Regions from separate parts of the Homo sapiens genome. Here region 2 is linked to region 1. A link is an interaction called in ENCODE POLR2A ChIA-PET data of the cell type or tissue named here. Cell type or tissue: OCI-LY7. All regions are shown on one strand. Links, peaks and the distances in the headings refer to the core of each region. The heading gives the core; the rest is flanking DNA.

Region 1 (15,691 bases), core at 7,841-10,340:
CTCAAAAAAAAAAAAAAAAGAAAAAAAATTAGGCAGGAAATGGTGGCACATGCCTGTAATCCCAGCTCCTCTGGAGGCTGAGGCAGGAGAATCACTTGAATCCAGGAGATGGAGCTTGCAGTGGGCCGAGATCGCGCCATTGCACTCCAGCCTGGGCAACAAGAGCAAAACTCCGTCTCAAAAAAATAAATAAATAATAATTATAATAATTATTATTTAACTTGGGCCAGGTTCATCGGCTCATGCCTGTAATCCCAGCACTTTGGGAGGCTGAGGTGGGAGGATCGCTTGAGGCCAGGAGTTCAAGACCAGCCTGGACAACATGGCAAGACCCTTTCTCTACTGAAAATTTTTAAATTACCTAGATGTGGTGTGGTGTGCATCTGCGGTCCCAGCTACTTGGGAGGCTGAGGTGGGATGATCACTTGAGCTCAGGAGTTTGAGGTTACAGTGAGTATGATCATGCCACTGCACCCCAGTCTGGGCGACAGAGCGAGATCCTTTCTCTAAAATAAAAAATACTGACTAGCCAAAAATAAAAAATATATAAAATGTTTAAAAGAAAAAATAATAATTGAACTTGGGAGTGGTCATTGTCTACCTCTCCACTGGGTGGCGCAGTTGAGGTGGTTCTAGGGTTTTTGTTTTGTTTTGTTTTTTGGCTTTCCTCTTTACCCTGCTGAAAAATACTTCCCTCTTTACTCAGTAGCAGGAAAAGAAAAAACAACTGGCATAATAATAGGTAACTTACCATATTGCCTACTGTGCGTCAAGTGCTGCCTCTACAAGAGCCCAGCTAAGAGCTTATGTTTTCCGCTGGGAATGTGCAGCCCAGATTCCAGCAGGGTTTGCATCCCATCTGTCACCCCCTAGCTGTGTTGCCTTGGGTATGTTACTTCACTTCTCTGTACCTCAATGTCCACATCTATAAAATGGAGATAATACTAAGGCCTGCCTCTTGGAGTTGTTAGAATTAATTGTGATGTAATGCTTAGAGTAGGGCATGGCCCATGGTGAGCTACTTACAGCCTCACTGCTTTCCCTGTGTTTACCATTCACAGCAGCCTCATGAGGCACTATTACTATCCCTCCTTTTATTTTTCTTTCTGAGACAGGGTCTTGCTCTCACCCAGGCTGGAGGGCAGTGGCACGATCATGGCTCACTGCAGCCTTGATCTCCTGGGCTCAAGTGATCCCCTCGCCTCAGCCTCCCAAGCAGCTGGGACTGCAGGCATGTGCCACCTTGCACATTTTTTTTTAAATTTTTTATAGAGATGGGATCTTGCTGTGTTGCCCAGGCTGCTCTCAAACTCCTGGGCTCAAGAGATCCTCTTGCCTCGGCCTCCGAAAGTGCTGGGATTACAGGCCTAAGCCAGCGCGCCCAGTCTTCATATCCCCATTTTAAATACCCAGAAAGTGTGGTTTGTCCAGGATCACAAAACTAGTAGTGACAGCACCGGGATTCGAACCCAAGCAGCCCAGGTCATTCCGCTCCACAGTTTAAAGCATCTTTCCCACATCTTTACATGGGTGAATCTGTGACGTCCCCAGCTGCTGTCTTCCTTTCCTCTTATGTTTTCCTCTGGGAATGTGGGGTTGCAGCCTCTAACCTCATCTTATCTCACCACCGCTCCCCATCCTGCCACCCCTGCAGGGCACCGTCTGTGCCTGGGAGAGTCGCTGGCGCGCATGGAGCTCTTTCTGTACCTCACCGCCATCCTGCAGAGCTTTTCGCTGCAGCCGCTGGGTGCGCCCGAGGACATCGACCTGACCCCGCTCAGCTCAGGTCTTGGCAATTTGCCGCGGCCTTTCCAGCTGTGCCTGCACCCGCGCTAACGCCCCGGCCCTTCCAGATTCGCCTGTGAGCGATGAGGCCCACCCATGTGGGTTGCTACGTCCCCTTCTTGGTCCACGGTCTGCCTCCATCCCTCTGGCAGTCACGCTGTCTTCCCTGCATGCTGTGCCTGCCGCGTGCCCTTCCCCCATCCCTCCAATCTGTACCCCGTCTGCAGGGCAGAGGCAGATGTGGCATGTCTTTTTGTACCCACAGAGCTTGTTCTATGGCACGCCCTTTTCTGGGCTTTTTGTATCATTTCTTAGTACATTGTAATAGATTCAAACCAGTCTTGGCTGAATTAAAGTGAGAATGAGAGTCATTTAGGATGGGGAGAAGGGAGCTGGCTGCAGAGATGGAGACACTGGCTAGTTTTGCCCTCACCTTTAGGGTGGCTAGGGTGGGACAAATTGTATCCTGGAGACAGGCTTGAAGGTAAAGGCTGCGAGGACCTGAAGCCAGTGAGGCAGAGAAACCAAGACAGAGAAAAAGATAGCAGGACCAGGCGAAGTGGCTCACACCTGTAATCCCAGCACTTTGGGAGGCCGAGGCGGGAGGATCGCTTGAACCCAGGAGTTTGAGACCAGCCTGGACAACAGAGTGAGGCCTGACTCTACAAAAAAGTCAAAAAGTGGGGCAGGAGGATTTCTTGAGTCTGGGAGGTCGAGGCTGCAATGGACTATCATTGTGCCACTGCATTCCCGCCTGGGAGACAGGAGTGAGACCCCCCCCAAAAAAAAAAAAAGTAAGAAAGAAAAAGAAGAAGACAGCAGAGAGATATCAAGAAGAAGATGACAGCAGAGAGATATCAGAGAGAATATGCAAGAGATGCAGGGCACTGCAGAGAGATGGGGAAAGCAGGGCAAAGTGAGGCTAAGATGGAACAAGCACTGACACTAAATGACACTCCCTATTTGCACACTGTTCTGAATGCCTCATTTAAGTCTCCCTACTTTGCTCTGGTTTGTTTTGGGGGCTTTTGTTTCTTTTTTCTTTCCTTTTTTTTTTTTTTTTTGAGACAGAGTCTCGCTCTGTCACCCAGGCTGGAGTGCAGTGGTGCGATCTTGGCTCACTGCAACCTCCGCCTCCCTGGTTCACGTGATTCTCCTGCCTCAGCCTCCTGAGTAGCTGGGACTACAGGCGTGCGCCACCACGCCCGGCTAATTTTTTGTATTTTTAGTAGAAACAAGAGTTTCACCCTGTTAGCCAGGATGGTCTCAATCTCCTGACCTTGTGATCCGCCCACCTCAGCCTCCCAAAGTGCTGGAATTAGAGGCGTGAGCCACCGGCAACCGCACCTACCCTGTTTATTTCTTTTATAGCCAGGGTCTCCCTCTTGTTGCCCAGGCTGGAGTGCAATGGCACAATTCAAGGCTCACTGCAACCTTGAACTTCTGGGTTCAACTGATCCTCCTGCTTCTGCTTCAGATCACCAAATAGCTGGGACTACAGTCACCGTGCCTGGCTAACTTTTTTTTTTTTAATCTTTAGTAGAGACAGGGTCTTGCAATGTTGCCTAGGCTGGTCTTGAACTCCTGACCTAAAGCGATCCTCCCACCTCATCCCCCCAAAGCACTGGGATTACAGGCATGAGCCACCACACCTGGCCACAAAGCAGTATTACCACATTTTTACAGATGAGCAAACTGAGGCTCAGAGAGGTGAAGTGAGTTGCCCAAGATCACACAGAAACAGGCAGAGCTGGTATCTAAATTCAGACTCTGAGGCTACAGACACTGCACTTCTTTTTCTTCTTCTTCCTCTTCTTTTTTTTTTTTCCTTTTTTTAGAGACAAGCTCTCACTCTGTCTCTCAGGCTGGGATGCAATGGCATAATCACATCTCACTGCAGTTTCAGCCTCCCAGGCTCAAGCGATCCTCCCACCTTAGCCTCCTGAGTAGCTGGGACTACAGGGTGCACCACAACCACACCTGGCTAATTTACTTTTATTTTTATTTTTTGAGACAGAGTCTTGCTCTGTCACCCAGGCTGGAGTGCAGTGGCTCGATCTCAGCTCACTGCAACCTCCACCTCCTGGGTTCAAGCAATTTTCGTGCCTCAGCCTCCCGAGCAGCTGGGATTACAGGCGCCCGCTACCACACCCAGCTAATTTTTTTTTTTTTTTTTTTTTTAGTAGAGACAGGGTTTCACCATGTTGGCCAGGCTGGTCTTGAACTCTTGGCCTCAGGTGATCTGCCTACCTCAGCTTCCCAAAGTGCTGGGATTACAGGCATAAGCCACTGCACTCAGCCACTAATTTTTTTATTTTTATTTTTTGTAGAGGCAGTCTCACTATATTGCCCAGGCTGGTCTCGAACTCCTGACCTCAAGTGATCCTCCAGCCTCAGCCTCCCAAAGTTCTGGACAACCTGTGCACACTACCATGCCCTACTCAGACACTGCACTTCTAACTACTACCTTTTAATTCACAAGTCAGAGACCAAGAAAGAGGCAGACACCCTTAAATACAGAGAAAAGCAGAGAAATACCGACACTAAGAAATGGGAGGCAGGGGAATTGAGAGAGAAAATGGAAAGAAACAGAGAAATGACCAGAGAAAGACAGATGAGCAATGACAATGGGAGTTCTGAGGACTGAGGCTCTCTCCCTCAATCCCGAGCCCCTCTTTTCTTTTTCTTTCTTTTTTTTTCTTTTTTTTTTTGGAGGGTTGGGGGGACAGAGTCTCACTCTGTTGCCCAGGCTGGAGTGCAGTGGCATGATCTCAGCTCACTGCAACCTCCACCTTCAGCGCTCAAGTGATTCTCGTGCCTCAGCCTCCCTAGAGTAGCTGGGATTACAGGCATGCACCACCATGCCCGGCTAATTTTTGTATTTTTAGTAGAGATGGGGTTTCACCATGTTGGCCAGGCTTGTCTTGAACTACTGGCCTCAAGTGATCTGCCCACCTCAGCCTCCCAAAGTGCTGGGATTACAGGCATGAACCACTGCACTCGGCCCTCCCACCCTCTCACTGAAATTCTCTGAAATTCTCCCCTTTGGGATGAGGATGGCAACCCCAGGCATGTACCCTCCCAACCTGGGACCCGACCTAATACCCTAACATCCTGCTGACAGTGGCTGTTCTCGCTGGGCAGGCGTCCCAAAGCACATCGAGCCAGATTCAGGCAGAGTGGAACTGGCCCCTCAGCCATCAGTGGAGGTGGCCTGGGAGGCTCTACCCTGAACGGGGTCTCCCCAAAGTGATGCAGAAACTGGGACATGCTCTGCTGAGCATGGGGCTGACTGGAGTGAGGCTTATAGGCAGTGCCCACATGGGGATTAAGATGTCAGCTCTTTAATCCCCACACTGTTCCCATCACAGGCTGACCAGAGTCTGCCCCAGGACCCAGCCAGGGACACAGAGGTCGGGGGAGAGAGGGAGAAGAGAGGGAGAGACAGAGAGACTCAGAGGTCCTGAGAAAGACAGGCAGAGAGAGATGATGGAGAAAAACACGTGAAGACACTGAGAAGAGATGGAGAGGAAAAGGAAGAGACAGATACGCAGGGATGGCAAAGAGATCCTGGAAAACAGAGACCGGGAGGAGAAAGAGAGCCACTGAGAAAAGGGAAAGACAGTGATGTCCAGAGAGAGGAAAGACAAAGAGACCCTAAAGCAAAGATAAATAAAGAGAACAGAAATGAAGAGAGATAGAGAGACCTGAGAGAAAAAGAAAAAGGGAGGAAAAGAAAGAGAGAAACAGAGAAATCCAGTCTAATTACAAAGAGATAGAAACACCAAGGCGGGAGGATCACTTGAGCCCAGGAGTTCGAGACCAGCCTGGGCAACATAGTGAGACCTGGTCTCTATAAATATTTTTAAAATTAGCTAGGCATGGTGGCACGCACCTCTAGTCCCAGCTACTTGGGAGGCTCAGGTGGGAGGATCACTTGAGCCCAGGCAGTCATGGCTGCAGTGAGCTGTGATGGTGCCACTGCACTCCAGCCTGGGCGACAGAACAAGACAGACAGAAGGGAAGGGAAGAGAAGAAGAAAGGGAAAAGAGGGGAGGGGAGGGAAGAAAGAGGCTGGGCATGGTGGCTTATGCCTGTGATCCTAGCACTTTAGGAGGCTGAGGCAGGAGGACTGCTTGAGACCAAGAGTTGAAGACCAACCTGGCCAACCTAACAAGACCCTGTCTCTATAAAAAAAAAAAAAAAAACAAAGAGAAGTAGCGAGGAAGAAAAATTGGGCATTCATTCAACAAACATTTACTAAGTGCCTACTGCTGTGCTGGGCACTACTTTAAGTGCTGGGATACAGAAGCGAACAAGACAAAATCCCTGCTCTAGAAGAGCTGACATTCCAGAGGACAGCCCACCCGAGCAAAACGGAGGAAGAGTCAGGAGCTGGGGAGAAACCAGAAGCCATAATAAACAGGATCCATTAAAGCCTGTCACAGAGGGTGGGGTAGGGCTGGGGGAGGATGCAGCTTACTGTGCCCCACCACACTCCCGCTGTCAGTGGAGTCAGCAGCTCTGAGCAGGGGTCCTGCCCCACAACCCCTGTCAGTCACCAGGTTCCAGAAAGGCTGACAGGTAGGAAGACCCAGGATAGGGGAGGACAGAATATGGAGGTACAAGGGGGTAAACATGCGGAAAGGCACGCTGAAGAAATAAGGAGAGGCACAGAAGTGCCAGGCTGAGACAAAGGGAAGCACAGACTAGGGGAGATACAGGGAGGGGAAGACACAGACATACTGAAAAGAGAGACAGAAAACAGACACAAACAGAGGCAGAGACTGAGAGAAAAGAGAGAGAGATGGGAAGAGACAGAAAGAGGAGAGAGAGAGATGAACACAGAAACACAGAGACTGAGAGTGAGGGAGGCTGGGCGCGCTGGTTCACAACTATACTCCCAGCAGTTTGGGAGACCAAGGCAGAAAGATTGCTTGAGCCCAGGAGTTGGAGACCAGCCTGGGCAACACAGTGACATCCTGTCTCCTTAAAAAATACAAAAATTGGCCGGACGTGGTGGTGTGTACCTATGGTCCCAGCTACTTGGGAGGCCAAGGTGGGAGGCTTGTTTGATCCCAGGAGGTTGAGGCTGCAGTGAGCCATGATCGTACCACTGCACTCCAGCCTGGGGGACAGAAGCCAGGCTCTGTCTCAAAAAAAAAAAAGAAAAAAGGAAGGGAGGGAGGGAGGGAGGGAGGGAGGGAGGGAGGGAGGGAGGGACGGACAGAGGGAGGGAGGGAGGGAGCAAGCAAGACTGAGAGATGAAACAAAGATACACAGAGACCCTCCCAGAGACAATGCCAGTCCTAGGCTCTGCACAGTCCACCCCCCGCCCACCATCTCCCCAGGTCTGGGCCCTGTGCCAGGCACTTGGAGGAAGGCTGGATTTGGCCAAGCAGGGACAGGCAGGAGGGTGGACCACATTCCTGAACAGTCTGTTCCAAATACAGCCCCAACCTCACTGCTCCCACCACCGCAGCCCTGGCCCATCCAGGCCAGAGTCTGCCCCCTCTAGCCCATGCCCTAGGATGGGGGTTGGGGGGGATAGATGAGAGAATGAGGGATAAGTTTGTCTGTCGTCATGGCCTGGCCTCAGACAGGGACTTGGGGGACTGGATACCAGGGGGTTCAGCAGCATGGGCACAGAACATTTGGGGGCATCTGGGAGCCAGTGCCTTGGGGATAGAGATGGTAGATTCAGGGCAGGACATAATATGGAGGTACAAGGGGATCAACATGCAGAAAGGCACCCTGAAGAACTAAGGAGAGGCACAGAAGTGCCAGACTGATGGACACCCAGAAGCCAGGGAAATTGAAGGCAGATCTGGGGAACAAGCATAGTACACAGGGTCCTAAGAGTAATGGAAGTGACAAGGGCTCAGGTGTGAGCTCCTAGGAATCACAGGCACAGAGCACAGGAATGCCAGGGGTGTCTTTAGAAGTGTATTTGAGCCAGGCGCAGTGGCCTGTAGTCTCAACACCTCGGGAGGCCGAGGCAGGCGGATCACCTGAGGTCAGTAGCTTGAGATCTGCCTGGCCAACACGGTGAAACTCCGTCTCTACTAAAAATACAAAAATTAGCCAGGCCTAGTGGTGCATGCCTGTAATCCCAGCTACTCAGGAGGCTGAAACAGGAGAATCTTGAACCTGGGAGGTGGAGGTTGCAGTGAGCCGAGATCCCACTGCTGCACTCCAGCCTGGGCAACAAGAGTGAAACTCTAAGAAGGGAAAAAAAAAAAACAGAAGTGGTGTATTTGAGAGTCGGTGTGTATTTAGGAATCAGAGGTACAGGGTACAGCGTTCAGGGGACCCAGAGGTGGCCCGGAGATTGAGGAATACACACTTACAGGCCAAGTAAATTGGACTCAAAGGTGCTAGGGGCTCAGGAGGGTGCACCTGTTGTCCAGGTGTGTTGCCATGAAAATGCTGGTGCACGAAAGTTGCTAAGTAAGACAGGCTGAGGCAGACACACAAAAAAAGCCAGGGGGAGCCAGGGCACAGCTCCACTAGGGCTGGGGGCGGGGTGGAGACGTCGGGTTGGGGAATCCACGGAATGAGCAGCCCGGAGACGCCCACTCCTCCCACATCGGGTCTCCGCCCCGCTCCACCCCTAAGACCCCTTGGAAATCAAATAGAGGTGAAGGGGTGCAGGCGTGGAGAATTGCAGGCATGTCGCGGGTATCGCTGCGCTGCTGTTGTGGCTTCTGGTGCTGGCGCCGGCGTGGTGGGGGTAGGGTGGGTGCCGCGCTCAGATGCGGGGGTCCCTACCTCCCCGGCCCAGGCCGCTCCCATTGCTGGGGAACTTGCAGCTGCAGTCCGGAGGCCTGGACCGCGCACTCCATTCCCGACAGGAATGGGGGAACGGAATTCTGGATTCGTGAAGGTGGGGCTGGGGACTAGAACTCCTCCTGAATGAAGACAGCTGAGGGTTTGTACTCTATGATCCTGAGGAAGGACAGGAAGGATGAGTGCTCCGGACTGCTGAGTACTAGGAAAGGAGAATAGGGAGTGGAGAGCCTGGGGCCGGGACACTGGGTCGTAACGAAGGAGCCCAGAGCAGGAAATCAGGTTGTGGGAAGAGGGGAGCAGGGGGTCTGTTCTGGTTCAGGGTGGGCAGGCTGAGTACTGAGGGCCCAGGAGACGACTCTGAGGGTGCAGGAGGCTGGGAAGCTGGACTTCCAGGTCCTAAGGGAAGAAGGAAGTGGGGGCCTGGACTCCTGGATCTCAGGGAGGAAGGAGCTGGGGATTTGAATTCCTGGGCCTGAGGAATGAGGGTCTGAGACGAGGACTCCTGGGTCTGAAGGAAGAGGGAGCTGGGGGCAATGGCTCCGATGAGGAACCCTATGGGCACCCGCTGAGCACCGGCTACCCGTAGCTCTCCGGCCGCTGGGGCCGGGTGTTCACAGTGCGGCTGGGCCCGCGCCCTGCGGTGGGGCTGTGCGGCTACGCAGCGCTGCGGGACGCGTTAGTGCTACAGGCGGATGCGGTCTCTGGCCGCGGGTCCATGGCAGTCTTCGAACGCTTCACACGCGGAAACAGTGAGGCCCCGGCGCTGGACTTGCCGGCCCGGACGCTCCAGGCTGGGCGGGTAAATGGTAGAGGCGGGCAAATGGGGGCGGGGCCTAATAGAGACTCCAGCTAATGAGGTGCAAACGGCCGAGAGAGGGCGGGGCGGCGCTAAAGCGTAAGGTTAGAATGGAGGTTCATCCTGCAGCCAACAGGAGAAAAGAGCCTAAGAGTCAAAGCCCGAGAGCCAGCCTAGGTCAGGGATGGAGCCCAGCAAAGGCGGGGCCAATGTGTGGATAGGGCACTTGGAGGTCTGGTAAAGAAGCAAAGGGAACGAAGCCGGCCGCAGGAGTCGGAGGCCCCTAAAGGGATGTAGCCAGTGACCCGGCGCTTCCTGGATAGGGCGTGGCCGGCTCCCCGGCCCGCCTCCTTTCCCGTCCCCACCACAGGAATCTTGTTTTCTAACCGGCCGTGCTGGTGGACACTGCGCAATTTTGCACTTGGAGCGCTTAAGAAGTTCGGGTTGGGTACGCGGACCGTCGAGGCGCGCGTCCTGGAGGAGGCGGCTTGTCTGCTAGACGAATTTCAAGCCACCATTGCTTCGGCCTGGCCGGGAGAGCGGAAGGGCCTGGTGTGGGAGAGTCCCTTGCACTGCCAAGACGGGGCCACTGGAAGGTATTTGGGTGGAAGAAAGCCAGTAAGCCCATGGGGCTGGCTGGGGGCAGGACCACGCGTTATGACCACCGTCCTGTTCCTACCCCCAGGAGCCCCGTTTGACCCCGTGCGGCTACTGGATAATGCTGTATCCAATGTTATCTGTTCTTGTCTTCGGGAACCGCTATCGCTATGGGGACCCGGAGTTCCTGAGGCTCCTGAACCTCTTCAGTGACAACTTCTGCATCATTAGTTCCAGATGGGGCGAGGTGAGAGGGCCGGCCACAATCTTTCCTTGGTGCGTCCAGCCTTATGCCAAATCCCGAGTACACAGACCTACCTACAATGGATCATTAGAATGGGACAGATTCCTGGAAGAGTTCTAGAACATCCAGTATCAAAGTCCTAGTCCAATCTCCCTGTAGGGAAACTAAGGCCTAGTGGCCTTGTGCAGGGCCCATGTTGAGACAGACCCTGTCTCTCCAGATGTACATTTGCCTGTCCCTCATGGACTGGCTCCCGGGCCCGCACCACCGAATCTTCCGAAACTTTTCGGAGCTGCGGGTCATCTCTGAGCAAATTCAACGACACTGGCAGATGCGGCAGCCAGCGGAGCCCCGCGATTTCATTGATTGCTTGACCAGATGGGTAAGGCATGGGTCCCAGCTCTCTAAACTCTATCCATGCCGCCCACCAACAGGTGCCTGGCACGCGGCAGCACATCTCCTCTGCCCACAGTAACAGCAGGACCCGGAGAGCCATTTCCAGGAGTAGACGTCGGTAATGACGACGCATTTTTTTTTTGGCGTCACCGAAACCACGAGCACCACCCTGTGCTATGGGCTCCTCATTCTGCTTAAGTACCTAGAGGTGGCAGGTGTGCAACCCGGAGAGACCCAGAATGGGAGGCTGCAGTCTGGGGATGGCTGGAGGGTCCTGGAAGTGCGCAGCTCACAGCCTCCCCCGGCCTGAGCCAAGGTGCAGGAGCTGGACCCTGTGGTAGGGTGGAGGCCCGCCCCAAGCCTGGACTATCGCGTGTGCCTGCCCTACGCCAACGCAGTGCTGCTCGAGATCCAGTGCTTCATCAGCGTGGTGCCCCTGGGGCTGCCGCGCACCCTCACCCTCGACACCCACCTGCACAGCCACTGTCTGCCCAAAGGTACCCACTGAGTCTGGGGATCCCGTGCGGGACCCGGGTGCATGAGATCAGCCAGAATCAGCAGGTGTGCGCTGTGCAGACCAAAACACAATCAGTTACCCCTGGAGCAGGAAGGCAGCTCTGCCTTCCCTTAGGCTTTTTGTTGTTGTTGTTTGAGACGGAGTCTGGCTCTGTCATTCAGGCTAGAATGCAGTGGCATGATCTTGGCTCACTGCAACCTCCACTTCCTGGGTTCAAGCGATTGTCCTGCCTCAGCCTCCTGAGTACCTGGTATTACAGGCACCCACCACCACGCCTGGCTAATTTTTGTATTTTTAGTAGAGACAGGTTTCGCCATGTTGGCCAGGCTGGTCTCGAACTTCTGACCTCAAGTGATCTGTCCTCAGCCTCCCAGAGTGCTGGGATTACAGGCGTGAGCTACTTGCCCGGCCTATTCCCTTGGGCTTTTAAAAAGCGTCTTGGATGGAGGTGGTGCAGGTGCTCACCAAGCCCGCAGGTAACCCAAGTTGCATGTATCCCCAGGGCACTTTTGTGATTCCCCTGCTTGTGACTGCACACCGGGACCCCACTCAATTCAAAGACCCAGACTGCTTCAACCCTACCAACTTCCTGGACAAGGGCAAGTTCCAGGGCAATGATGCTTTCATGCCCTTTGCCTCAGGTGCAGGCAGAGGAGGAAGGGGACCAGCCTGGACTGGCTCTGGGGTACCTGGTGCTCACTGTGCACCTGTGTACCCGGCAAAGCAGATGTGCCTGGGCACAGGCCTGGCCCACTCGGGTATCTTCCTATTCCTTACGGCCACCTTACAGAGGTTCTGCCTGCTCCCTGTGGTACGCCCTGGCACCATCAACCTCACCTGCAGTGCACTGGCCTGGGCAGTGTCCCCCCAGACTTCCAGCTCCAGCCAGTGGCCTGCTGAGGTCAGGCTCCACTATGGTGGGCTCACTGGCCCTCAAACCTCCATACCCTCCTCGGTCAATAAAGGCCCTAAATTGCAGATGGAGTCAGATGTGTGCAGCTCTGAGGTAAACTTTTATTTCTTGGCTGACAGGACTTCCACACCCATGCTCCTCCTGGCACCTTTTACTCTGCCCAAGCAGTGGCAGCCCAGTCCAAAAGGTGCCTGCCATGGCCAAAGGGGTTGGGGAGTCACTTCACATTCCAGGCTGGAGGAGTGAGAGGACTTGGGGGTACTCCTCCCACCCCATTGCCAGCAAGAGGCCATGACTCACCTCAACCCCAAGTCCTGCATCCTGGTGGGAAGTGACAATGCCTCCTCCCAGCTCTCCATACCTAATGGGGTCATGACCAGACAGGGTAGGACCCAGGCCCCCAGCTTCAGTTGGTAACGGTGGCCTCCACGGCTGCCCCCTGTCCAGGTGACAACCCCAGCCCCCATGATGGGGCAGCAAAGGTCTCTTCTCCTCCTTGGTCCTCAGCAACAGACAGAGCCCTCCACACCAGGCAGGACAGAGGCAAAGTCAGAAGCAGCAGCGGTGGCAGGGAAGGAGCAGCCAGCACAGGCCCAGGGCTCTCCTGAAGTCATTTAAGCTGTCTGCCATGCGGCTCTGGGACTGGCCACTAGGTGGGCGTAGGCGGCTGTGATACAGGTACTTGGACACCTTTCTGTCCTGATGCTGGGGGTGAGAGGGGACAGGAGACAGTGAGTCATCAGAAGGACAAAGAAGCCAAGGGAAACCTGGGGAGATGGGGAGAGGACCAGGAAGAAATGGGGCTCCTGTTGGGGTACCAGGAGAGTGGGCTAAGGAAGGTGGGCAGAGATGAAGAAAAATGAGTGGTGGGATTTAACAAGAGGCTGATGAGGGGGATGGGGTGGCATCAGGCCCAAGAGGGCCCACAGAATAGGAAGGACTGAAGGGAGGGAAGCAGGTACCTAGCTGATACTTGTCTTTGGCTGCTGCCCGCTCCTTGGCATCAAAATACCAGACAGTGATGGCGTACCTGGAGACCAGGGTGGTTGGACATTAGTTTTCTGCAATTCCAGCTACCATATCCACACACACTAGGCGGCCATCCTTTTGAGCCACCCGGTTCTGCTCCCACCTAGGCCCCCTCTCAATACTTCGTCGCTCCCTAGTCACTCTGAGGCTCTGACAGGACATTGTCACAGGGGGAGCACCTGGGTGCGTCTCCAGAAGTACAGGTCATACCTGGTGGCATAGGCTGGCTTCACCTCGTGGGGGTTCCGCCGGTCAGACCAGAAAATGAGCAACCGGTCAAAGAGTGGCTCGATGTTGGCTACCACGGGCCGGCCCTCAGGGAAGATCTGCAGCAGGCCGCCATGCACCTGGGGGCAGGCCAAAGGATGAGGCTAGCTGGTACGGCCAGGAGCCGCTGCCTCCCACGGTGCCCCGGGAGCCCACTAGGAGGCGCAGCGTCTGCCTGCATCACTCCCTCCCACCCCTCGGGCTCTCAAAGTGAATGACAACCCAGAGACTGCATCACCATGGAGATGGGCAGGAAGCTACTAAAGACAGGAAAAGGGGGAAAGTGTTCATTACAAGGCCGGGTGGGGCTGGGCAGACAGCACCATTCCCGGAAAGAGGGGAGTTCCCACCACACAGTCCGCTAGAGAGGAGGAGGTGCCATTTCCCAGGAAGAGCCGGCAGATCGCACTGCCCGCTGTGTGTTGAGAAGAGAAACAGGAGAATGCCAGAATCTGGGCTGAGAGTGGAAAATGGAGTGGACGCACGCCACCCCCGCCCCAGCCCTAGCCCCAGCGCCACCCTCACCCTCACCCTCACCCCTACCTTAACGTCCCAGTTCTGATTCAGGTAATAGATACAGGTGATGCAGCGCCCATCGCCGTGGGGATTGTCAACGTGCCTTACGTACCCGAGCCCGTTGCCTGGGTAACACGCCACCATGGCCTGGCAGGGATGGAGGGAGGTAGGTTTACTGGGGCTAGGCAGGCACATCTTAGAGAAGCAGCCATGAATTACCTATTTTCCCACCCCTCCTTGCCCCATCTTCCCCATGACTCCTTGGGTCAAGGGTTCCAAGCTCCTGCCCCAAAAGACTTTCTTTTTCAGCCAAAATCCCATCCCCAAGTCTATCAGAAACCTCAGCTCCTGGGCCTCAAGAGCCCACTCCCTCCCAACACACATACCTGGGGCCTGGCACCCAGCTAGGGCTCAATTAGTAACAGAGTTTGATTTGTTTCAAGATACCCCAAACCCCACCTCAGCCATTTCAGTAGAATAATACCAATTTAAACATTTTCAGGTGTGCAAGGAGGTGGCCTCACAGCCCTAGACCAGGAATTCTTACCCTTGGCTGTGGAGTGGAGCCCCCTGGGGAGCTCTGAGGTTCTGAAGTACCTGGCCTAAGGAAGGGCCTGAAATTGGTAAAGCTTCCCAGGTAATTCTACCATGCAGCAATGTTAAGAACTGCTGCCCTGGACTACAAAGAATCCCCACTAAATTATCTGTCCCATAGACCTCCGAACAGGAGCCAAAAGCTACAGTCTGAATAGAAAGACCTAATTCCAACTCCAAGGATAATTTGCTGGGTAACCCTAGCCAGTTCCAACACCTGAATGGGCCTCAACTGCCTGATGTGTACAGCAGGGGTAATAAACACTGCTGTTTACAGCGGTAGCAATTAATCTCTCTGAGAACATAACTTGGGAGGTTCTGGAGCCCCAACTCCTGGAGATCTAACAGGACTCATTGCAGGGCTTGGTTTCTCTGTCTACAGGGTTCTTTCCTCTGCCTGACAGTTGCCACTCCCCTGACCCAGCCCTACAATGCTGTGGCCAGGGCCCCGGGATGTTTGTCATCAGGGAGCTGGCAGAAAGGTGGCTGAGAGGTAAAGGAAATGGCCCAGCCACTTCTGCAGACACAATTCCCTGGTTCAAGTCTCAGTGCTGCCACATGAGCTGTGGCATCAGGCAGGTGACTTCCTGGTCTCAGGTTCCTCATCCATGGATCCAATGGAGCTCACAGCTATTTCACAGGTTGTTGTGGAACAAGTGAACAAGATAACAAGTGTCTGGGAAGACAGCCAGCACAGTGCCTGCCACATGGAGAACTGGAGCACAGGCTGAAATGCCATTTAAAAATTTTAAAAGGTCCCTGTCCCACCCTCTGCCCAAAGTCACTGCAGTGGCAAGATGAGGTAGCACACAAAAAGGGGAGGACTGGCACAAGGACCCTTCAACTTCTCCCCAGCCCGGACCATCTGTCTTGACCTCTCTGCCCTGACCTCTCTGCCCTGGTACAACTCTGCTGGCGTCCATTCCCCACGAATGCTCAGCTACACCTATGGGCCCGGCCCAGCAAGACAGTCCCAAGATAAACATTCACGATCAAACATCAGTGGCCACTGCCACAACAGGATGCTTGCCAAGCACGCACGCCACAGCAGACTGGGCTGCTTCAATCCTCACCCTCCCCAGGACGCCTCCCAACACATTATCCCAGGGCTCACCCTCTGTGGTGGATGTTAAGCTGCTCTGCATTAACCATGTGCACCTCATCCACCAGACCTTGCCCTGGAAAGAGAGGGCTGCCACCATCTACTGCCACCTAGCAGTGGGAAGCTGACAACCTTCTCTCTGG
Region 2 (10,681 bases), core at 1-2,500, 350 kb after region 1:
GGCTGAACTGGGGGGTACTGGGGAGGCAGCCCAGGGGCCTCTGAAAGGTGACGCTGAAGCCATTCCATGTTACTGTGCATTTACTGAACACCAGCTGTGTGCCTGAACCTTACTGGGTGATGCTGGGGACACAGTGGTGACCTGTACAGCCCTGGGCCCTGCTCACACAAGGCTCACAGAGAGAGGTGGTAAACAGATCCATGATCAAACTGACATCCAGATCATCGGAGCTGGGATCGGGAGGCAGGCAGAGGGGATAGGGCCACAATGGGAGAAACTACAGGACTATGGGAGCCCAGAGGAGGCGTCCGACTTAGGCTGAGAGAGGTCAGGGTAGGCCTCCCAGAGGAAGTGATAGAGCTGTGGATAGACACTAGGTCTCTGCCCTCACAGAGCTCCCGATTATGGGGACACAGACATTAAGCAAATAGTTGCCCTGTATAATCATTTATTTATTTATTTATTTATTTATAGTTATTTTGAGGTTTGTTTGAGATAGAGTCTTGCTCTGATGCCCAGGCTGGAGTGCAGTGGCGTGATCTTGGCTCCCTGCAACCTCCGCCTCCCGGAGGTGGTTCTCCTGCCTCAAGTGATTCTCCTGCCTCTGCCTCCCAGGTAGCTGGGACTACAGGTGTGCACCACCATGCCCAGCTAATTTTTGTATTTTTAGTAGAGACAGGGTTTCGCCATGTTGGCCAGGCTAGTCTCGAACTCCTGACCTCAAGTGTGTTTCATGACACAAATTGCCTCCCTGGAAAGGGAAGTGGCATGAGGGAGGGCTGCCTGATGATTGTAATTACACTCCAGGCAGAGGACAAAGCAAGCAAAGAGGCCTGGAGGCCAGACCTAGTTGGAGGGTAGGAAGCAAAATCATTTATGGCTTTTTTCCTCAAGCTCTGAAATGGAAAAGTAATACACGAGTAAACTTGCGATTTCAGAATGGTTCACTTTTTTTTTTTTTTTTTGAGACTTTCTGTCACCCAGGCTGGAGTGCAGTGGTGCAACCATGGCTCACTGCAGCCTCAGTCTGGGTTCAAGTGATCCTCCCCACTGCAGCCTCCCAAGCGGCTGGGACTACAGGCATGCACCACCACACCTGGCTAATTTTTTGATATTTTTGTAGAGACAAGGTCTTACTTTTGTTCGCAGATTGGAATGGTCTGCTGTTAATTTTAGTTTTGTTTTTTTCTCCCATGTCTTTTTTTCTTTGAGATGAAGTCTGACTCCATTGCCCAGGCTGGAGTGCAGTGGCGTGGTATCAGCTCACTGCAACCGCCACTCCACCTCCCGGGTTCATGGTGCCTGGGACCAAGATCGTGGCCCACAGTGATTCTCCTGCCCCAGCCTCCTGAGTAGCTGGGATTACCGGCGCCTGCCACCATGCCCTGCTAATTTTTGTATTTTTGGTAGAGACAAGGTTTTGCCATGTTGGCCAGGCTGATGTTGAACTCCTGGCCTCAAGCAGTCCTCCCACCTCAGCCTTCCAAAGTGCTGAGATTACAGGTATAAGCCACCACGTCCAGACTCTCCCATGTCTTAAAAACCAATTTAACTGGTTAAGTTTTGCTTCCATGAAAAAGACAAACCTGTAAAATTGATTTAATTTGCTTTCTTTTTTCTCATTTTTTTTTGTTTAGATTGTTTTCTAAATATTAAAGTCTTAGGTGTGCCAGGATTTTTTTTTTCATTAAAAAAAAAACAAACATAGAGACAAGGTCTCGCTCTGTCACCCAGGCTGGAGTGCAGTGGCCTGATCATAGCTCATTGTACCCTTGAACCCCTGGGCTCAAGGAATCCCCTCACTTTAGCCCCTCAAATAGCTGGGGCAACAGGTATGAGCCATTGAGTCCAGCTTAACTTTTTATCTGGAAATGATCTTAAACTTACAGAAAAATTGAAAGGACACCAGTACACCTACCGTCCTCTGTTCACAGACACACAATGTTTTTTTTCTGACCCATTTGAAGTTAGCTTACATACATCATGGCTGCTTACTTCAATGTGTAGGTCCTCAATATACTTTTTAACTTTTTATTATAAAAATTTTTAAACAGAAAAGTTAATAGTCGTGTGAACAACCATATTCCTTTTCTTTTTTTATTTTTAAGTTTGTAGCTATCTATCTATTTATTTATTTATTTTGAGACCGGGTTATAAGGCTGGCTAATTTTTGTATTTTTGGTAGAGATAGAGTTTCGCCATGTTGCCCAGGCTGGTCCCGAACTCCCGGACTCAAGCGATCCACCAGCCTCAGCCTCCCAAAGTGCTGGGATTACACCTGAGCCACTGCACCTGGCCAACAGCCATATTCCTGATTTTAAAATTGTGATTGTGTTTTGTAATTGGTTTATCTATGCACATACACATACACAAATAGATTTTGTTTTTGTTCTCCTAAACTATTTGGGTTTTTTGTTTGTTTGTTTTTATTTGAGACAGAGTCTCATTCTGTCACCCAGGCCGGAATACAGTGGCGTGATCTTGGCTCACTGCAACATCCACCTCCTGGGTTCAAGGGATTCTCCTGCCTCAGCCTCCTGAGTAGCTGGGATTACAGGTGCCTGCCACCACATCTGGTTAATTTTGTGTGTGTGTATTTTTAGTATAGATGGGGTTTCACCATATTGGGCAGGCTGGTCTGACCTCAAGTGATCTGGCCTCCCAAAGTGCTGGATTACAGGCATGAGCCACTGCGCCCAGACTTCCTAAACTATTTGAAATGGAGTTGCACACCCACAGACACCTTCGGCAAGTCCCAAGAAAAAGGACTTTTCTCTTCCAGCACCACAGTGCTATTGTCACACTTTAATTATCTTCCAGCCTCTAATTATTAGAGTTTAATCTTCCCTCCATATTCAAATGTCAAGGTAAAAGATTAGAAAGATTTTTGTCATCTAAGGAGCTTGGAGTTTATCCATTAGGGCTTGGGGAGGATTGTTTTTTATGGAGGCATCTGAGAGGATTAGAAAGAAACCCAGAGTAAGGCCAGGCACAGTGGCTCACGCCTGTAATCCTAGCACTTTGAGAGGCCAAGGTGGGCGGATTGCTTGCGTCCAGGAGTGCAGGACCAGTCTGGGCAACACAGCAAAACTCCATCTCTACAAAAAAAAAATACAAAAAATTAGCTGGGTGTGGTGGTACACACCTGTGGTCCCCAATACTTGGGAAGCTTAGGTAGGAGGATCCTTTGAGCCTAGAAGGCAGAGGTTGCAGTGAGCCGTGATGGCACCACTGCACTCCAGCCTTGGCTGCAGAGCAAGACCCTGTCTCAAAACACAACAAAACAGCCGGGTGCTGTGGCTCACGCCTGTAATCCCAGCACTTTGGGAGGCCAAGGTGGGTGGATCACGAGGTCAGGAGATTGAGACCATCCTGGCTAACACAGTGAAACACCGTCTCTACTAAAAATACAAAAAATTAGCCAGGCGTGGCGGCGGGTGCCTATAGTCCCAGCTACTCGGGAGGCTGAGGCAGGAGAATGGCGTAAACCCGGGAGGAGGAGCTTGCAGTGAGCTGAGATCGTGCCACTGCACTCCAGCCTGGGTGACAGAGCGAGACTGCCTCAAAAAAAAAAAGAAAAAAGAAACTAGGGGTAAGTTAGAGACTGGATTTGAGATTGTGAACTGGAGACTGGAGGCTGCAGACAAAAACCCACTTCACACTCTGCACCGCAGTTTTCTCATCTGTAAAGAGGAAATCCTAGACCAGGCGCAGTGGCTCACGCTGTAATCCCAGCACTTTAGGAGGCTAAGGCAGGTGGATCGCTTGAGGTCAGGAGTTCGAGACCAGCCTGGCCAACATGGTGAAACCCCGTCTCTACCAAAAATACAAAAACTAGCCAGGTGTGGTGGCACACGCCTGTAATCCCAGCTACTCAGGAGGCTTAGGCAGGAGAATCACTTGAAACTTGTAGGTGGAGGTTGCAGTGAGAATGATGTCATCATAGCTCGCTACCGCCTCCAACTCCTAGGCTCAAGGGATCCTCCTGAGTAGCTGAGACCACAGGCATGTGCCACCATGCCCATCTAATTTTTAAAATTTTTTTGTTGCGACAGAGTCTGGCTTTGTTGCCCAGGCTGGTCTCTGTGACACACCTTTTTATAACCACTAACATTACTCAAACTATTTATTTATTTCTTTTTGTTGAGACAAGGTCTTGCTCTGTTGTCCAGGCTGGAGTGCAGCGGTGCAATCACAGCTCACTGCAGCCTCGAACTCCTGAGCTCAAGCGATCCTCTCGCCTCAGCCTTCTAAGCAGCTAAGACCACAGGTCCCCACGCCTGGCTAATTTTTTAATTTTCTGTAGAGACAGGTCTCACCATCGTACCCAGGTGAGTCTAGAACTGCTGGGCTCAACTGATCCTCCTACCTCAGCCTCCCAAAGTGCTGGGATTACAGGTGTGAGCCACTCTGCCCAGCCTTTGAACAATTTATATCATCCCAGTTTGCACATGAGGAAACAAGAAGCTGGCCAGTGGTCGATCCAGTACTTGACTTTAGGCAAAACCCAAGCTCTTTAACTATTCACCAAACTGCTCCTAAAAATATTTAGCATAGTTCTTGGCTTGAGGTAAAAGTTCTATAAATGTCAGCTGGTGTAGCTTGGCCAAGTTATAGCTTGTTGAAAGCTAATTCCTGAACAAATATTTAGTAAGTACCTACAATGTTCCAGATGCTTCTAAGGGCTGGGATTGGAGCAGGAAATGTGATAGAGTCACAGGATAACTCTAGCGTGTGGTGGCAGGGGAAGGGTCCTAGGGAGAAAACAAGGCCCCAAGAAAAGGGATTGGTAAACTGGGCTGGGGGAGACAGGATTTTGCAATTTTAAACAGGACAGTCAAGAAAAGCTGCATGGAAAGGTGACCTTTGAGCAAAGTCTGCAAAGAAAACAGGGAGCCATGTGGCTACGAGAGGGAAATGGCAAAGGGTCCTGGGTCACACCTGTAATCGCAGCATTTTAGGAGGTCGAGATGGAAGGATCGCTTAAGCCCGGGAGTTCAAAACTAGCCTGGGCAACTTGGTAAGACCTCCATCGCTACAAAAAAAATGTTTTTTTCTTTTTCTTTTGAGACGGAGTCTTGCTCTGTCACCCAGGCTGGAGTGCAATGGCACGATCTCGGCTCACTGCAACCTCTGCCTCCCAGGTTCAAGGGATTCTCCTGCCTCAGCTTCCTGAGAATAGCTGGGATTACAGGCATGCACCACGACACCTGGCTAATTTTTGTGTTTTTTTTGTTTTGTTTTGTTTTGTTCTGCTTTGTTTTTGAGATGGAGTCTTGCTCTGTCTCCCAAGCTGGAGTGCCGTGGCGCGATCTCAGCTCACTGCAACCTCCGCCTCAAGGGTTCCAGCAATTCTCCAGCTTCAGCCTCCTGAGTAGCTAGGACTACAGGCATGCACCACCATGCCCAGCTAACTTTTGTATTTTTACTAGAGATGGGGTTTCACCATGTTGGCCAGGCTGGTCTCGAACTCCTAACCTCAGGCGATCTGGCCTCCTCAGTCTCCCAAAGTGCTGGGATTACAGGGGTTAGCCACCAGACCCGGCCTAAAAAAATTTTTTAAATTAGCCAGGCTTGGCCGGTATCATGCCATTGCACTGCAGCCTGGGTGGCAAGAGGGAAGGAAACTCTGTCTCAAAAAAAAAAAAAAATAGTGGGGTTTGGTGGCTCACCCCTGTGGTCCCAGCTCCTCAGGAGGCTAAGGCAGGAGGATCACTTCAGCCCAGAAAGTCAAGGCTGCAGTGAGCCGTGTTCACGCCACTGTCCTCCAGCCTGGACAACAGAATGAGACCCTGTCTCAGAGAAAATAAAAAAGAGAGGGAAATGCATCAGGGGCAGAGGAATCAGACATTGCCAAGGCTGGGAGGCAGAACCTGGCTGGAGCAGAGGCGTGTAAGAGAGAGTGGTAGGCAGAGTAGGCAAGGACGTCAGAGGGCTGATGGGGCCATATCAGGTGGGGCCTTGAGGGCTGGCCATGGGGACTTTGCTTCTACCCTGAGTGAGATGGAGCTATGGATGTGAACTGATAGGGGTGTTCACGGGCTCCTTGGGAGGAGGGAAGGAGGGGCTGAGAGACCAGGGAGTAGGCTGCTGGGCTGGTCCAGGCAAGAGGTAACAGTGGACAGGACCAGGCGGAGTGAGAAGAGGTCAGATTTGGAATTATTGTGATCAGCAGACAGCTCTTACCTGGGGTGTGAGGGAAAGAGGAGCCCCAGAGGACTCCCCTGTTTTTGCAACTGGAAAGCAATGGTCAGCCATGGCAGGGTTTTGTCCTGGCATCAAGACAAGCGAGCCCTTGGCTGGGCACAATGGCTCATGCCTGTAATTCCAGCACTTTGGGAGGTGGAGGAGGGTGGATCACCTGAGGTCAGGAGTTTGAGACCAGCCTGGCCAACATGGCAAAACCCTGTCTGTACTAAAAATACAAAAATTAGTCAGGCCTGGTGGTGTGCACCTGTAATCCCAGCTACTGGGGAGGCTGAGGCAGGAGAATTGCTTGAACCCGGGAGGCAGAGGTTGCAGTGAGCCGAGATTGCGCCACTGCACTCAGCCTGGGTGACAAAGCGACACTCTGTCTCAAAAAAAAAAAAAAAAAGACAAGAGAGCCCAGGCTGATCCTGCCCTGTGTTCCCTCCAGCTTTCCTGCTCTGGGACCCTACCAAGGTGCCCCCACGACTGCAGGCTGTGACTGATGACCACATCCGGATGCACAAGGTGCTGCGGGAATCAGGCCTGAAGTACGTGGCTGTGATGCCGCCACACATAGGTAAGCAGGGCAGGGACCTGGTGGCACCAATGCCATCTGCCTGTTCCCTCCTGCCCTCTGGGGAGATCTGCAAGGCCTTCCCTGACCACCCTAAAATTGCAAACCTTCCTATGATATTGTGACATATATATTTGGCCTTTGTCCCTGTTTCCTGGCATACAACTCCTAAAATCCTTGGAATCTCCAAAATGGTAAATGTCTTTTTCTATGCTAATGAGTTCACTGAGAGCTGGCAGCCCCTAGGCAGCTTCAGGTCTGGTCACCAGAAAGACTAAGGCTGGATTACAGGGTTGGGACTTTCACCTCTGGGGAGTGGTGAGGGATTGAAGGTTGAGGGGATTACCACTGGCTAATGGTTTAATCCATTATGTCTATGGATTCTGGGGCTTCAGCCTCCTGAGTAGCTGGGATTACAGGCCTGCATCACCATGCCCCGCCATGGCTTACATTTCTAGTATGGGAGATAGAGATTAGATAGATAGATAGATAGATAGATAGATAGATAGATAGATAGATAGATACATAGGCCAGGCATGGTGGTTCACACCTGTAATCTCATCACTTTGGGAAGCCAAGACGGGAGGATTTCTTCAGCCCAGGAGTTTGAGACCAGCCTGGGCAACATAGACTTATCTCTACAAAAAAAAAAAAAAATTAGCTGGGCGTCGTGGCACACACCTGTGGTCCCAGCTACTGGGAGGCGGGAGGATGGCTTGAGCCCAGGAGATCAAGGCTGCAATAAACTGTTGCCCAGGCTGCTGTACTCCAGCCTGGGTAATAGAGTGAGACCCTGTCTAAAAAAAAAAAGAAAAAGACAAGAAAAGATAGATATTAATGGCCGGGTGCGGTGGCTCACGCCTGTAATCCCAGCACTTTGAGAGGCCGAGGCGGGCAGATCACAAGGTCAGGAGATCGAGACCATCCTGGCTAACATGGTGAAACCCCATTCTCCTGCCCAGCCTCCCGAGTAGCTGGGACTACAGGCGCCCGCCACCACACCTGGCTAATTTTTTGTATTTTTTAATACAGACGGGGTTTCACAGTGTTAGCCAGGATGGTCTCAATCTCCTGACCTTGTGATCCGCCCGCCTCGGCCTCCCAAAGTGCTGGGATTACAGGCGTGAGCCACTGCGCCTGGCTTTTTTTTTTTTTTTTTTTTTTTTTTTGAGACAGAGTCTTGCTCTGCCGCCAGGCTGGAGTACAGTGGTGCGATCTTGGCTCACTGCAACCTTTTGCCTCCTGGGTTCAAGTGATTCTCCTGCCTCAGCCCCCCGAATAGCTGGGACTACAGGCGCGTGCCACCACGCCCAGCTAATTTTTGTATTTTTAGTAGAGACGGGGTTTCACCATATTGGCCAAGATGGTCTCGATCTCTTGACCTCGTGATCTGCCCACCTTGGCCTCCCAAAGTGCTGGGATTACAGGCGTGAGCCACCACGCCCAGCCAAGTGTGTGAAAACTTCCACACCTCCCGATTTGAAAGCATTAAAGGTTTATGAATACACATAAGCCCTTTGTTTAGGTTCAATGCTTAGCATTTTATCCTGTTGTCTCTCCCTCTCTCCTCCTCTCTCTCTCTCCATGAATATATAGTTAGATTTTGCTGAATATATTGTGAAAACATATATGCATATGTATATTTGGCTTAATCATTTGAGAGGAATTGCAACATTGTCGCACTTAACTCCTAAATACCTAGACAGCCATCTCCTAAAAGAAAGATATTTGCACACAAAACATGCTCACACCTAAGGAAAGTGACATTTACTCTGTCATATCATTTAGTATCCACTCCGTAGTAAAATTTCCCCAACTGTCAGGCCAGCGTGGTGGCTCACATCTGTAATCCCAGCACTTTGGGAGGCTGAGGCGGGTGGATCTCTTGAGGTCAGGAGTTCAAAACCAGCCTGGCCAACGTGGTGAGACCCCGTCTCTACTAAAAATACAAAAATTAGCCAGGTGTGGTGGCGGACACCTGTAATCCCAGATACTCGGGAGGCTGAGGCACAAGAATTGCTTGAACCTGGGAGGTGGAGGTTGCAGTGAGCCAAGATTGCACCACTGTACTCCAGCCTGGGTGACAGAGCAAGACTCTATCCAAAAAAGAAAAAAAAAAATTCAACCCACTCTGCCCTTTTTCTTTAAGTTTCTCATAACATTAACCAGGCCAGGTGACTTTAAAGGCCCACATTCTGGATTTTTCTAGCTGTTTTGTCACAGATTCAGATTAAACATGTTGGGCAGGAATGCCACATGGGTGAAGGTGTGTGTTCCTTTTTTTTTTTTGAGACAGGGTCTCCCTCTGTAGCCCAGGCTGGAGCGCAATGGCACAATCTTGGCTCACTGCAACCTCCGCCTTCTGGGCTCAAGTGATTCTCCTGCCCAAGTAGCTGGGACTACAGGCATAAGCCACCACACTCAGCGAATTTTTGCATTTTTTGTAGAGATGTGGTTTTGCCATGTTGGCTGGTCTCAAACTCCTGAGCTCAAGTGATCCTCCCACCTTGGCCTCCCGAAGTGCTGAGATTACAGGCGTGAGCCACTGTGCCCAGCCAGGGCAGGAGCTTCCTGTCTGCTTTGTCCCAAGCAAACACACAGCCAAGGGTGTGTGTTCCATACTGTGCATAATTCCAGCCTGTCTCTGTTTGGGTGATGGTACATTGTATCCCTAAGTTTAGTTGGTTACTGTCAGATAGACAGATATATATCTATCTGACAAATATATATATATATATATATATATATATATATATATTTGTTGTTGTTGTTGTTAGAGACAAGGTCTTGCTCTGTCGTCCCGGCTGGAGTGCAGTGTCACGATCATGGCTCACTGTAGCTTCAACTTCCCTGGCTCAAGCAATTCTCCAGCCTCAGCCTCCTGAGTAGTTGGGACTACAGGGGCATGCCACTGCACCCGGCTGATTTTTGTATTTTTAGTGGACTCAGGGTCTCCCTGTGTTGCCCAGGATAGTTTCAAACTCCTGGGCTTGAGTGATACTCCTGTCTCAGCCTCCCAAAGTGCCAGGATTACAGGCATGAGCCACCGCCACTGGCCAGGGCAGGGGATTCCTGTCTGCTTTGTCCCTTGCTTGGGTGCCCAGCACCTGGCCACACAATAGGTAATCAATAAGGATTTATCGAATGAATGAAGCAAAGGATATAGATGAGCACCTGCATATGGAAAGTCCATTCTTGGCTGTGACACCACCCAGGCTGGACACACAGTAGGCACCCTGGGAAGGTCTTTCTGGGGGTCGAATTTTGGGGGAAGGGAAAGGTGTCTGCTTTATCCAGCCCCTCTTGTCTTTACTTCATAGGAGACCAGCCACTAACTGGGGCGTACACAGTGACCCTGGATGGACGAGGGCCCTCAAGGGTCATCTCCAAACATGACCTGGGCCATTTCATGCTGCGCTGCCTCACCACCGATGAGTACGACGGACACAGCACCTACCCCTCCCACCAGTACCAGTAGCACTCTGTCCCCATCTGGGAGGGTGGCATTCTGGGACATGAGGAGCAAAGGAAGGGGGCAATAAATGTTGAGCCAAGAGCTTCAAATTACTCTAGAGAAACCGACTGTGTGACTCTTCCTCTCTCTGCCTCTGTCTGAGTATTTTGGTGTGTCTGCCTGCCTCTGTGTAAGATTTGCTTGTTATGCATTCATTCATTTGTTCAGTAACAGTTTATTTTTATTTTTTTATTTTTTTGAGACCGAGTCTTGCTCTGTCGCCCAGGCTGGAGTGCAGTGGCGCAATCTGGCTCACTGCAAGCTCCACCTCCCAGGTTCACACCATTCTCCTGCCTCAGCCTCCCCAGTAGCTGGGACTACAGGCGCCCACTACCACACCCAGCTAATTTTTTTGTATTTTTAGTAGAGACAGGGTTTCACCGTGTTAGCCAGGATGGTCTTGA

The links. Peaks named below come from ENCODE experiments on the same cell type or tissue, not always from the same donor. Only the 100,000 strongest peaks of a DNase experiment are listed, where the experiment ranks them.
Region 2: POLR2A ChIA-PET joins it to region 1 with 13 read pairs; 2 of 35 experiments call an interaction of 5 or more read pairs at or near these places.

The regions. Positions count from the first base shown.
Region 1 is chr19:40,804,863-40,820,553 of GRCh38, reverse strand. EGLN2 (egl-9 family hypoxia inducible factor 2) reads right to left here. Exons shown (of 6, transcript NM_080732.4): 3 at 13,880-13,999; 4 at 13,280-13,416; 5 at 13,003-13,070; 6 at 12,120-12,745. The coding sequence ends at 12,690. RAB4B-EGLN2 (RAB4B-EGLN2 readthrough (NMD candidate)) reads right to left here. Exons shown (of 12, transcript NR_037791.1): 9 at 13,880-13,999; 10 at 13,280-13,416; 11 at 13,003-13,070; 12 at 12,113-12,745. It also overlaps the pseudogene CYP2T1P and the pseudogene CYP2F2P. Among named protein-coding and RNA genes, the nearest start is that of EGLN2, 14 kb to the right of the region's middle. RefSeq lists enhancers at 1,831-2,040, 7,944-8,834, 11,705-12,204. In OCI-LY7, for the core only: no CTCF peak of the experiment used is centred there; a DNase peak (open chromatin) is centred at 9,317.
Region 2 is chr19:40,447,449-40,458,129 of GRCh38, reverse strand. BLVRB (biliverdin reductase B) reads left to right here. Exons shown (of 5, transcript NM_000713.3): 4 at 6,638-6,766; 5 at 10,084-10,362. The coding sequence ends at 10,241. Among named protein-coding and RNA genes, the nearest start is that of SERTAD3-AS1, 8.3 kb to the right of the region's middle. In OCI-LY7, for the core only: no CTCF peak of the experiment used is centred there; no DNase peak of the experiment used is centred there.